2 separate regions of the Mus musculus genome follow, and region 2 is linked to region 1. Evidence: chromatin loops called from intact Hi-C (ENCODE). Cell type or tissue: heart. All regions are shown on one strand. Links, peaks and the distances in the headings refer to the core of each region. The heading gives the core; the rest is flanking DNA.

Region 1 (6,919 bases), core at 793-5,792:
TTGGTTTGTAGTCTGCTGCTAATGGTCACTGTTCCACCCAACCTCCCAAGGAACACCTTACCTTAAGTAGGACAGGGACCACTTCTGGAGGGCTGGCCAGTGCTGCAGAGCATTTCGGATAATGCAGGGCCTGTTGGGGCACACCCAATCCCGGTAGAAGCAGAGTGGGCTTGGGGGCTCATCCAGGTAGGGCACAACACGAGGTACATTGAGGTCTTAAGAAAGAAATGGTGGTGGAGGAGGTGTGAAATCAGTGGTACCCAACTTCCATCACACTGCACCAAGAAGCCCTCTATGACGGACATCCTAAGCAAGGGTGCTTCCGACCTAGGAGGCCTGCACTACTGAGCTGGTGGCCACAGGCTAACTGGGGTGGGTCTGGCTCTGGATGACCCCACAGATTCATGTGTGTGAATCCTTGACCAACAGGGAGTAGCACTAACAGGCGGTGTGGCCTTGTTAGAGGAAGTGTGTCACTAGGAGTGGGCTTTGATGTTTTATAAGCTCAAGTCTGGCCAGTGACAGTCTCTTCTTGAGGATCCAGATGTAGAACCCTCAGCTGGCCTCCAGACTGAAGCTGTAAGCCAGCCCCAGTTAAATGTTGTCCTTTATAAGGGTTGTGGTGATTATGGTGTCTCTTCACGGCAGTAAAATCCTAAGACAGCCTCCAATGGTGATATTCACTGAACGCCTGAAATGGACCCAGCACCGGGCCTGGCCAGTGTGGCTGAGAAGACACCACCACCATCTCACCAAGTTTACGGCTCATCTGTCTATGCAGGGAGGCAACTGCCCAGTGACAACACTCGAAGACAGGTAGGGGCTGAAGTGAGCTCTGCTCTCACGGACCAGCAGCAGCGTGCTTGGCCATCTAGGGCCAACACTTATGCACTGTGACACCTATGGAGACATTAAGTGACTCTGTGTAAACTGATGTGGAGGCTCACATCTGTAAACCCATCACCTGGAAGGTGGCATCAGGAGTATCAGATCAGCAAGCTCAAGGCCATCCTGTGTGTGTATGAGTGTGTATCTGTTGCTTTGCCCCATACCAATCCGGCCCTGGGCCTGGGCGTCTTTAAGTCCTGTTGATTCTACCCGTTGTCTCTCAAAACTACCTTTGCTTTCCCTCTGGTGCTCTGGGTCCAATGTCAGGCTTCTTTTCCTGACCATCCCTTTTTAAACTGTCACTTGTTAGGAACAATCTTTATCTCCTTGCCGAGTTTTTCTCCACAGATTTATCATTACCTGACCCTGTGTATTTTTTTCATGTTTCTTTTTTTTTGGTTTTTCGAGACAGGGTTTCTCTGTGTAGCCCTGGCTGTCCTGGAACTCACTCTGCAGACCAGGCTGGCCTGGAACCACAGAGATCCTCCTGCCTCTGACTCCTGAGTGCTGGGCCACCATCACCTGACCTGAACCTGCCCTTTTCCAGCCTTTGGGTTTTCTATAATTATGCTGGTTTTATTTGCTCACCATTTCCTTTAGAGGGTGGGTGTTTTTCTCCCCTAAAGCTTCAAAATGAACTTCAAACAATTCCTTTGACCCAGCAATTCTGTTAAGAATTTGACTGACAAAAATAAACATAAACACAAAGTCTGCTCCAAGCTCAGTCCACACTGCTTCCTGGATATAGCAGGCACACCCGCTCTGAGGGTTTAGCTGACCCATCAACCGTCCTCCAGGGCAGTGCTTCCTAATGCTCTACCCTTTAAGACAGTTCCTCATGTTGTGGTGACCCTAGGCTGTAACATCATTTCGTTGCTACTTCATAACTGTGATTTTACTAGTTATGAGTCACAAGATAAATGTCTGATGTTCAGGATATCTGACATGCGACTGCTCTGGGGTCTCGACCTCATAGGTTGAGAATACTGCTCTAACCACCTGTGTGTGACACAGCCGGTAAATTGACAAAATTGTGCTTGATCAATTGCTCTCCCTCTGTGTGTGGGTGTGCGCATGTGTGGTGTGTGCCTGTGTATGCATGTGTGGAGGCCGTTGACATTAGGTGTATACCATTCTCCACTTTATTTTCTGAGTCAAAGTCACTGAACCTGGAGCTCAGCAGTTGCTAAGCTGGCAGGCCAGGGAGCCCCTGGGGTCCTCCTGCCTTTCCCTCCCACCTCTGGAATCCCATCAGAAGTCCACCATCACCACACCCAGTGTTTTCTGTTAGTGCTGGGGATGTGACCCCAGATCATCATGTGCTTAAGAGCTTTACCTACCCACTTAGCCATCTCTCCAGCTTGTTTAATGATGGGGTAGTGAGGACCAGAGGAAGAAGAAAGGAAACACACAAGATCAACTGGGCGGCTGCCTACAATCCTCAAAGCTTGGAGTCTGAATGAACGAGGGAAGTCGCCTGCTTCTCTCCTCAGAACCCACCAGCATCCGAGATGTTTGAGGTGAAAGTATAGCATGGCAGCGCACGGGGACTCAGCACCCCGCTGGCTTTGAGAATGGCACCATGACTACCGTCAGAGCTGTGCTGGGTCTTGAAAACTACAACTGCACCCCACGAAGGCAGCCAGGCGTGCGATCCTGAGCTAAGGAGCCGTCCGCCAGCTAAAGAAGGGTACACACAAAACTGTGTGGCCACCGGTCGGACACTCATGCACACTGAGTTCCAGGGTGCCCAGGCTCCCTCCGCGCTGTCCTCGCGCGGTCGCTGCTGCCTGTGAGAGTGCACTCACCGCGAGCCGCCGCCGGGAACTCTTGCAACGCCCTCCGAACTGCCTCCAGAGCCGCCTCCGCCATGACGGCCGCGGGACAAGAACCCGCCCCTATTTCCGCTCCAGGATCGCAGCCCCGCCCCCGTTTCCGCCCTCTAGGAGGTGCAACAAGCGGCGCTCTTCTCAGAATTTGCTAGCAGGTTAACAAATGATTGTGTTTATTGACAATTTCATACATCCGTACAAACGAAACGTTAAAACAGTCCCACCCCGTACAGCCGGGGAGGAGACAGGCGCCACAGTATAAAAGTTATAAATAAGGGGCTTTCAAAACTGGGATAGGACAAATCTGGACATGGGCAGCAATTGCCAGTGGCCTCAGACATGCAGAAGAGGACAAAGTGCCACAGGCCACAAGACCCCACCCATGCAGGGTAGTGGCGCTTTCTCTAGAAGGGCAGGCTGGCATAAAGACCTCTAAAACCTGGTGGAGGTCAGGGCAGTGGGCCGACTTCTAACCCCCACACTGCCAAGGGGCCCACCTCAAGTGGCTTCGGTTCTTTGGGCTAGGAGTTTGACTATGCGTGTGGTAGAAAAATGGGAACACATGGTTTGGGTATTCACATGGTTTGGGTATACTCAACACTCAGGTTGAACCAACAAAGCTAAGCACCCATTAAACCTAGTTTCCTGCTAGCCTCTGCATTCAGAGCTGGGAAGTGGCGTTGAGGTTTCGACAGGTTTGTGTTATCTAAACCTGGTGAAATGTCACTACTCTGCCTTCCCTGATGCAGAGGAAAGGAGGGCCCAGGCCCAAAGACATACTCACTCCAATTCTGCAACCACCTCACCACTTCTTCCAACATACAGCTTCTCTCTCTTTTTGCTACTCTCTAACCGTTACCTTAACTCTATCCCTACCTCTGCCACCTACCTGTCCGGCTATTACTTTTCCAGTGGTCTCTTGCCCAGTGCCTTCATTCCACAATCTCCAGTGTCCAGTATTTCTGGGCACTCAATACTGCCTTTGAAAAGAGCCTCCTCCATGAGCCAGGTGACCCATAGGCCATCTCCGGTCAGCCTGGCTGTGGACACCACAACTCCAGAATTTCAGTCTAGTGTATCCATCCCTTTTTGTGTTTAGTGTACCCATCCCTTTTTGTGTTTCTGGATCAGAATTCCAATTAATCCAGGCTAGTGACGCTGAGGCAAAAATGTGAGGAAACCAGGTGCATACCAGCCAGGCAAGTGTTCTAAAATGAGCACTCAACTGTGCATATGATTTGTGTGTGTGTGTGTGTGTGTGTGTGTGTGTGTGTGTGTGTGTGTGTGTGTGTGTGTGTGTGTGTGTGTGTGTGGCCAAGGTTCTAGGAAGGTGGGCCAGTGCCCTGTAAACCATAAGGGTACTCCCAATACAGGTTTCTGATTGCGCATTGCCCAGGATGTAGGGAGAAAGTGGTCCCCAGGGATTCAACAGTCTGCTGGGGACCAGGGATAGAGAACAAGGAAGCCTAAGGGGCTGAGGAAAGTAGGCCAGGCTTTGCTGTCTGCCCAGCAGAGGGGTTTCACTGTCCTGCAGCAAAAATCCCACAACTAGCTCCACAAGGGGGAAAAGGGATGGGGCCAGAAAAAACACTAGGGCTCTCTTGCAGGGAACATGGGATTGGAATGTGGGGGCTCAGTTCCTGATACCAACTCAAGTTTTCTAATGGCTGGGAATACCCTGGAGGCCAGGCAGCTGTCTCACTGCCAGGAGTTGGGGGGAAACTACCCCTGCTCTGGCAGGCAGGGGAGTGCAGCTGGTGTGGGAGTAGAGGTAAAGGTCTACAGTTGGCTTTAGGACACTAAATACCACATTACCTTTCATCTCTATCCCAGAGTACCCTGTGGATGCTCCGCCCCAGGGAGCTCATCCCTGCAGAAACTTCAAATGGCTTCTAAGAAGAGAAGGCCAGCCCTTCCCGATGTCCCCAGGGGAGGCAGGCTGCCCTCCTACCCCTCACAGCACCAAGATGATGTAGACTCAAGACTTGCCCTGCTGTGAGCCCCAGGCTGGGCTTTAGAGGCAGGAGTCCCAAGGAAGTGAGGCAAAGTCAGGGAAATAAATTAATAAATACAGGGGCTCCATGAGGGCGGCTGGGAAGGCTGCTTTGCCTCTCAACACTGATCACTGCTGTCCACTCCAGACATTCCCACCTTTTCTTGAGTGGAAGCAGGGATACAGTTTGGAATGGAGAGCATTTCTCTTGGGACAGGCTTCAGGAACTCAGAGTCTACGCTCCATGCGCCGCTCCACAGCTCTTAGCAGTAGCTCGGAGTATTGCTCCAACAGGGCCTGCGTCTGCTCAGCCCCCACAGCCCCAGGGCTGCCACCTGGGCTGGACAGCACCGCCCCAGCCAGAACCTCGAGCTCCTGTCGCACCGAAGAGAAGGTGTCTCTCAGGAGACGGGTGATGTGACTTTGCTCTGCCGAAGGTGTCTTATAGCTGGTCACCTGCAACAGGAACACTGAAAGTGAGCTGGAGAGCAGTAGACAGTGGAATATAGAAAAGGGGCTCTGCCAGTGCCTTGCCCACCCAGTAGAAGGGACTGCCTAGGAGTTCTACACACAAGATCAGGATGGCCAGAGTCACTCTGATGGGTGGCCCAGATGAGGATCCCTCCAGACTATTAGAACCATCTACTTCTTGACAACTTTTCCCAACAACTCTTTCAAATGTGACAGTTACATTGTTTCTTCTATCTAAAGTGCCCAAACCATTTTGGGATATAAAAAAAAAAGATAACAGCCATGAATTGGGATTTTCTTGAATAATATGGTGTTCTACGCTACGACCCTGTTTCTTGCCTAGAAATAACCAACAGATTCTGGGGTTGAGAGGCCTGGCCTGGCTTCTGACCCTCCCCTTTACAATGCTCAGAATACCCTTGAGTTCTCCATCCAGTGTGTAGAAGAAGCTCTGTTGTTGCCTACAGTGGTTGCCCCATACTCACCGCTCGGTAGAGCTCCACTGCCTGGCGTACATTCCCCTGGAGCTCTGCCACGAGCTGTTCACACTGTTGCAGACTCAAGGCCAGTTCTGAAGGACAAACACCAGTGAGGCCCTGCTGCTTTTTCAGGCATCCCAACCCAGGGCTCTCAGAGCAGAGCTATAATCCCTACCAGCCGACAATCCTGGCCTCTTGTCCCACCTTCTTCCAACACCTTCCCCAACACCACACAAAGTTTAGAAGGAAAAGCCAGCCCTAGTATCCAGACTAAAGGGTTCACTGGGTCACAGGGAGATTATGAAGGGTGGCAAGAGTGTCTCACCATCAGAGGTGTGACTTATGGACCAAGACAGGAGCAGACAGGACAAAAACACCAAAGGCCAGGCACACAGAAATGGGACAGAGCCAGAAAGTAGCCAACAGAGACAGAAAGGATGGGCCAGGTGAGACTGGGGAGCCATGCACACCTGAGTCCTGGCTCAGGGCTACCCCTGGCCTGCTGCTTTCCACTGGGTTACGAGTCTTCTCAGGGGACAGGGGCTGCAAGCTCTCAGGGCCTTGGAGAAGGTTGTTGACTGGCAGTTGCTGGGCACAGGGGTGGTTGGGTCCAGGATAAGCCTGGCACTCTGTCCTAGATTTATGAGTAGTACCCTCCCCTAAACAGGAGTGCTTTTCAACTGTAGTATGAGCCTTTCCTAGGCTCACCAAGGGGCCCGATTGTTCTGTTTCATTGTGGGCCAGGCCCTTGGATACAGGTGAGAATGTGGTCAGAGTAGGACGGTCAGGAAGTGGTTTGGGGATGTCCAGGACAAGGTGAGCCCTGCTAGGCAGAGCTAGTTTGTTGAATGGTGAGATTCGGATCGGTACAGGAGCTTGAGGTTCAGTTGCCAGGCCCGGATTCTCGCCAACAGAAATACTACGCGCTAGCTTGGCCATAGAACTGGTGGTGTGGTTCTGGTAGGAGTGGGGCTGAGATGAGCAGCCACCAGCTTGTGGCAGGGATCCTAAGCTGCCCTGGGTCTCTGCCTCCTGGAAGAGCAGTGGACGTGATGAAGGCACCTCATCTGCATTGGGGACAGGGACAGATGCAGGTCGCGTGGTGAGGAAAGTGTGCAAATGCTAGGGCTCAGTCCCCAGTTGCTACTCTCCCCTGTGTGTAATCACTAAGGGACATGCAGTGGCAAGCATGGTGACATGCCAGGGCCACACTAGACCCACCTTCCTCCAGCATGCCCACATATATGTCTCACATC
Region 2 (6,919 bases), core at 1,330-6,329, 130 kb before region 1:
GTCTATAGAGTGAGGTGGGGTTTTGGGGGTTTTTGTTTTTGTTTTTTGTTGTTTTTAAGATTTGTTTATTTTATATACAGAGAGAGTACACTGTGGCTATTTTCAGATACACCAGAAGAGGGCGTCAGATCCCATTACAGATGGTTGTGAGCCACCATGTGGTTGCTGGGAATTGAACTCAGGATCTCTGGAAGAGCAGTCAGTGCTCTTAACCGCTGAGCCATCTTTCCAGCCCCGAGTGAGTTCTTGTGTGTGTGTGTGTGTGTGTGTGTGTGTGTGTCTTTGTTTTTTTGCTTTGTTTTGTTTTTTTGTTTGTTTGTTTGGTTTGGTTTTGGTTTTTATTATAGGATAGAGTTTATTCAGGGCATGGGGAGGGGAGTTAAGAGGGTAGTAAAGGCAGAGAAAGGCAGAGAGAGGGAGAGAGTAGAGAAGTAGAGGCCAACCATGACCACATAAAGAGAGAGGGGGAAGGGAATGGGGAAAGGGGGAGCAAGAGGGCAAAAGGCAAGAGTAAGAGAGCTATAGAGTGAGTTCTAGTAGAGCTACACAGAGAAACTCTGTCTCAAATAACAACAACAACAACTTTAGAACCTAGCCAAACTTATGCAAAATCTAGATTTAAAAGGAAATAGGAAGACAGAATAAGGACTGGTTGGGTAGAGCACCGAGTCCAGCTGAGAGGAGAGGAGAGATGGAAGGGCAATAAGAGACTGAACATGATCCAACTCATAATACACTGTGGGGAAATGTCAGACGAGGGCTGGAGATGACTCAGTAAATAAAAAGCCTGCTGTGCAAGCGTAGGGCCTGAGATTGGATCCCGAGCATCCCCATAAAAGCACATAGTTGTAATCTCAGCGTGGTGTTGGGGGAGCACTGGCCAGCCAGCCCGACTACACCAGTAGATTCCAGGTTCAGTGAAAGACCTTGCCTCAAAAAACAAGGTGGAGGGCAATAGAGGAGGAGAACACTTGACATCAACTTCTGGCCTGTACACACATGTGCATATGTGTGCACATGCACCCCCATGAACGTGTACACATGATACCCCACATATATAAAGGACAATGAAAGGCGTGATTTTTCTTAACTTTGTATTGCTTCTTTGTAAATTTCATGTCATGAACTCCAATACCACTTATTTCCCTGTTCCTTCGTATCCACCCTCGACCCTTGCAACCTCTCCCACGTAGGGAAGAAAGAAGGAAGAAAAACAAGACCAACTAAACAATGCCCCCCCCAACCCAACCCTGCTGGTGGAAGCTGCTTTGTGTCACAGTGTCATTCAGTGTACCCTTTTGTCACACTTCTTTACTTTGTGTCACAGTGTCATGCAGTGTACCCTTTTGTCACACTTCTTTACTTTGTGTCACAGTGTCATGCAGTGTACCCTTTTGTCACACTTCTTTTTTTTTTTTTTTTTTTTTTTTTTTGGTTTTTCAAGACAGGGTTTCTCTGTATAGCCCTGGCTGTCCTGGAACTCACTCTGTAGAACAGGCTGGCCTCGAACTCAGAAATCCGCCTGCCTCTGCCTCCCGAGTGCGGGATTAACACCACCACACCCGGCCTGTCACACTTCTTTACTTGCAAATCTCCACTGCAATGACTGGTAATGACTCATTGCAATGAGGTCTGGTTCGAGGCCTCTGGCTTTTGCTTCACTATCAATGCTGGATCCTCACTGGAACTCCTCTCGGATTTCCTGTTGTTGCCCTGTGTCATGGAGATCCTGTAGCTTTGGATCTGCAGGACCAGCCCCTTCATGTGCTCCAGCAGTTCATAGATGGGGTAGATGTTAGTGTGGGCCAACTCAATGTTCTGGATCTTGTCCTGTGTGGTAGCTGAGTTGGTCAGCCTGCCAGCTCCCCAACATCCAAAACCACCAGGACCAGCTCCAGCACCGCCCTGACCCAGTGCTCACCCAGTGCCCCAGCAGGCAAGGGGCAGGGCCAGCTCCCTGCTCTTGGCTTTTGTATACTTGTGCCCACACCACCAGGGCCAGCTCTACTGGGCTGCCCAGACTAGGTGCGGGGAGGGCTCCCCAGAGTGCTTCAGCTCTCCCATTCTCATGACCTTAGGGCCAGCTCACCTGCCTGCTGCAGATGTCAAGGGGTGAGGGGGAGGAAAGCATCTCTCCAGTGCTAGAATTATGTTAAAACTTCCAAATAGTGAAGGAGAATTGTGAATCTTATTATCAGGCTTTTTTTTTTTTTTTTTTTAAACAGAATTGTATAGCACAGCAATTTCTGGACATGTAATGACACTCACTGTAGAACTGCAAGTCATGGGATTAGCTTGTAAAAAAAAAAGTTGGCTAGTTGGCTTCAAATGAAAAGTTTGGTGGAATTGGAGCTGTTTAGTGGGAATAAAGCAAACCAAAGGATTAGCACCATTTATAAATGGACGTAAGATGGTGAGGGAGAGGACTAGTCACCCCTCCTCTAAGTGAGGGACTTAGCAAGAGCAAGAATGCAGCTGCAGGAAGCAGAAGGCAGGAGGGAAGGCCAGGCAGCCCTGCCTTCAGGGTGGGGGTGGCAGGGAGGCACCACAGGACTTCCTCTCCTGTTTGAAGGCCTAAAGGCAGCTCATTTGTCTTCCTTACTTTCCTGCTTGTAAGACAAAAGTGTGATTGTTCTGTAAAGTTTGAAAAATTCTAAAACCCATAAAGAGAAAACTAAAGTTATCTTTTCCCACACTCTGGGAGCATTACAATTTGGGAGCTTATTACTTCTATTTTTTTCCTTGGGTATTTAAAAAATTTTTAAACAAAAATACAAAAATCCACTTAAAAACAAAGTTTTAAAAACAAACAAACAAACCAACACTATAAAGGGTAAAGACATGGCTCAGCAGTTAGGAGGACCAGGCTCAATTCCCATCACCAGCACCAATGGTGGCTCACATTCATCTATAGCTCCAGTCCTCGGGCGGGGGCTGGACACCCTCTTTCTGGCCTCTTTGCATGTGATGCACAAACATAATACAAAAACACCCACACATATAACATTAAACTAATTTAATTTTTAAGAAAGGCCTTGGCTCAAAAACAAAGCAAAACAAAATACAACACAATACCATACAGCACAAAATTCATCTTAGCCATTTCTAAGTATACACACAGCTCAGCAAGTGTGAGCACTGCACATTATTGTGCAACAGCTCTCGGTAGCTTTTCCAGCTAGCAAAATGGAAACTCTATACCCACTGAACAATGCCCTGTTTCCTCCTTCCCGAAACTTCTGGTAACCACCACTGAACTTGACTTCTTGTTTCTATGAACCTGACTACTTCAGAAATCTCCAAGAAAGTGGCATCCTACTGCAGTCACCTCTCTGAGGCTGGCTTCTTCACCACGGGATAGCTCCAAAGATTCACCCATGCTGCCCCATGTGGCAGGGCTAAATAATAACAACCACCACACTGTGCTCTCCACATCGCATACATGAACATTCAAGTTGCTTTTGCCTCTTGGCAAATGTAGATAATGCGGCTGTGATCATGGATGTGATCATGGATGTGCACATGCCTCCTTGAGACCCTGTTTTACATCCCTTTGGATGTATAGTTATATTATACTAATTATATATTATAGTAATTCCACTCATATTTTTCTGAGTAACTACCATGCTGTCTTCTATAATTGCATGTGTATTTGCTTCTCTAATCTATCTTTTCCACTTTAAAAAAATATTTTTTTATCTGTATGGGTGTTTTCCTATATGTCTATAAACCACATACATGCAGTGCCCTTTGAGGCCAGAAGAGGGCATCAAATCCCCCAGGAACTGCAGTTACAAATGGTTATGAGCCACCATCCGAGTGCTAGGAATCAAACCAGCATTGTCTGCGAGGACAGTCAGTGCTCTTAATCACTGAGACATCTTTCAAGTCTCTGGTTATTTTATTGTTTTAGACAGAGTCTCATAGCCCAGGTGGTCATGAAGTCCAGAGCTTCATACATGCTCAGCAAACACTCCACCACTGAGCTACAATCCAAATCCAAAATTCTTCTTATATAATACAATGTTCAGGTACTGCATAGGAAACCGCTGTTTGTTTAAATTTGTGAGGAGAGAGCTAGTTGCAGCTTTACAGTATTCTAAATGATAATAACCATATTCTCAGATAAAGTTTTATATTCATTATTCCTCTGGGTAAATAACTCCAGGATAGTTTCTTCAAAATGAAATTCCCGAGTCAAAAATATATGAATATTTTGCAACTCATTAAAGAATGGTTGACATATAATCAACTGTATGTATTAAAAGCACATAATTTGGGGGTCTAGTTAAGAGCATTGGTTACTCTTGCAGAGTACCTGGGTTCAATTCCCAGCACCCACTGGTGGTTTACAACCCTCCATAATTCATGTTTCTGTATACAGAAATCCTACTGTTCTCGAACTATATGTGGATAGTGTTTTTTGTTGTCGGTAGTGCAGATAGAACCCACTGCTTCATGCATGTGACGTTTCTAACATTCTAAACTGATTCTATAAAAGATTTGCTTAGCCAGTCTCAGCGGCATATGCCTGTAATCCCAGCACTTGGGAGATGGAGGCAGAATGCAGAGGCGTTCAGGGTCATTTGCAGGTGTCTAGTGAGTTTGAGGCCAGCTTGGTTGTATAAGACTCTGCTCCAAAATGAAAAACAAACACATTTTGAATTATCCACTAAATTATCTATTGTGTTAAAAATCAGTTGACTATGTATGTGTAGGCCTCTTTTCGGACTCTGTTCCATCGATATATTCGTTCATCACAGGTAATGATGATGTGTTCTGAGAAATGCATTGTTAGGCATTGTGTAAACACCATGGAGTGTACTCATACAAACTAAAACATGTCATAAGTCAAGATAAACTTACAAAAACTTGTTGCCTGTGGCTGAAATATCATTAGTTTATGTTCATTAGATAATTTTTGCATTAATACCACCGGGTCTTGATTTTCAAAGCTTTATTAGTCTTGAAATTAGGTAATATAAGAATTCCATTTTTGTTATATTTTACATTGTTGTATTTATTCTGGGAACTTCACATCCATCATGTGAAATTGAGAATCATTTTGTTAAGTCTGACTAAAACAAAAACCTGCTGAGGATTGCATTAAACGAATTGGGGAAAATTTTGTATCTTAATGTTGAGTCTTCTGGTCCACGAACAGGGTAGGTATGGGCAGTATGTTCAGGTCTCCATTTCTCTTAGAAATATATTTTGATTCTCAGCATATAGATCTGGTACATTTTATTTAGATTTAGCACTAAACATCTCTTTGTTTGGGTGCTATTCCAAGGCATGCAGATTTTCTACTTGAATGTCCAATTGTTGTTTCTAGCATGTAGATATATCTGGTTCTTGTAGCTAGAAACTTCACTAATAAGTTCACCTCCTAGAGACAGCAGCTTTTGGTCTGGATATACATAGTTTAGTGATTCTCCTACTAAAGGCCATCTTGGTTGTTTCCAAGTTTTAGTGACGAACAAAGCTGTCATAAACACCCTTGATGCCCTGCAGTGGCGGTGCATGCCTTTAATCCCAGCACTTGGGAGGCAGAGGCAGAGAGGCAGAGGCAGAGAGGCAGAGAGGCAGAGAGGCAGAGAGGCAGAGAGGCAGAGAAGCAGAGAGGCAGAGAGAGAGAGAGACAGAGAGAGAGGGGCAGAGAGAGAGGGGCAGAGAGAGAGAGAGAGGGGCAGAGAGAGAGGCAGAGAGAGAGAGGCAGAGAGAGAGAGAGGCAGAGAGAGACAGAGAGGCAGAGAGAGAGAGAGAGGCAGAGAGAGAGAGGCAGAGAGAGACAGAGAGGCAGAGAGAGACAGAGAGGCAGAGAAAGACAGAGAGGCAGAGAGAGACAGAGAGGCAGAGAGGCAGAGAGGCAGAGAGGCAGAGGCAGAGGCACAGGCACAGGCAGGCCGATTTCTGAGTTCGAGGCCAGCCTGGTCTACAGATGAGTTCCAGGACAGCCATGGCTACACAGAGAAACCCTGTCTTGAAAAATCAAAATAAAAGTAAAATAAAATAAAATAAAATAAAAATAAACAAATAAATAAAAAACCCAAACCAAACCAAACCCCACCACCACCACCACCAACAACAAAACCACCCTTGCTGCACTGGCAACACCTGAACGATCTTTAAAATGCAATTTTACAACTACTTGCTGAATCAGCTCTGCATTTCCACCAAGTTCAAGAAGTCATTCCCACACAATCTTTCTCCAAACTTTATGCAGACAAGAATCATCTGCAGGCATTTGTTGAGCTGCATCTCTCAACATTTTATTTGGTGGGTCTGTATCAAGAACTAGAGACCTGCATTTTAACAAGCCTCTTGGGTTATTCCTATGCAGCTGGCCTCATTGGCCACACTGAAAATGCGCTAACACTATTTCTCGCTTAGGATACACAGGTGATGGTCAATTATTTCTACTAGTGTCTAGCAGAAAGAGGCCTTTAATTGATCCAGAGTTGAATGGAGGCAGAAGTGTCTGCGCAAATAGATTGAAGTCCATTTTCTCTCCAATTTTTGCCAATTATATCGGTGAGCCTGAGTATCTTCGACAGTAGTAAACAGGGCAATAACCTGCCCCAGGAAAAGGAACTTGTCTGTCAACTTTCTGAGTTTTCTGTCCCCAGTATCCACGTCCGGAGACTTGGGATGAGTCGAGTTCCAGGAGGACAGCCTCCGGTGGTTCATTCTTGCCAGCTCAGACTTGCCCGGAAGCCAACGCCACCTGGCCAGAAGGATGTACCCGGGTAGACGCGCCTGTGTCACCCCGCCTGGACTACACCCTCTCCGGGATCAGCCCTCTAGACCGATGCCGTCATCAATAATTCAAGGATCGCCTTTCCATTGGCTAGAGCTTCCACCCAGTCGCTGGCAAACGCCCAATGAGGAAGGACCTGAGATCGCTGCTGAATAATGA

What was found. Peaks named below come from ENCODE experiments on the same cell type or tissue, not always from the same donor. Only the 100,000 strongest peaks of a DNase experiment are listed, where the experiment ranks them.
Region 2: it touches region 1 in a loop (2.1-fold over the local background); 1 of 42 quality-filtered maps calls a loop at or near these places.

Annotation. Positions count from the first base shown.
Region 1 is chr2:120,023,354-120,030,272 of GRCm38, reverse strand. Mapkbp1 (mitogen-activated protein kinase binding protein 1) reads right to left here. Exons shown (of 30, transcript NM_011941.3): 28 at 6,134-6,730; 29 at 5,670-5,755; 30 at 2,870-5,169. The coding sequence ends at 4,942. Jmjd7 (jumonji domain containing 7) reads right to left here and starts at 2,790. Exons shown (of 8, transcript NM_001114637.1): 1 at 2,697-2,790; 2 at 62-215. The coding sequence starts at 2,760. It overlaps Gm28042 (predicted gene, 28042), which reads right to left and starts at 2,790. Exons shown (of 27, transcript NR_104353.1): 1 at 2,697-2,790; 2 at 62-215. In heart, for the core only: a CTCF peak has its summit at 2,831; DNase peaks (open chromatin) are centred at 2,097, 2,772 and 5,712; H3K4me3 peaks cover 1,822 bases; H3K27ac peaks cover 2,305 bases.
Region 2 is chr2:120,154,642-120,161,560 of GRCm38, reverse strand. No RefSeq gene overlaps it. Among named protein-coding and RNA genes, the nearest start is that of Ehd4, 3.5 kb to the right of the region's middle. In heart, for the core only: a CTCF peak has its summit at 3,744 (motif pointing right); DNase peaks (open chromatin) are centred at 1,940 and 2,510; H3K4me3 peaks cover 147 bases; H3K27ac peaks cover 1,016 bases.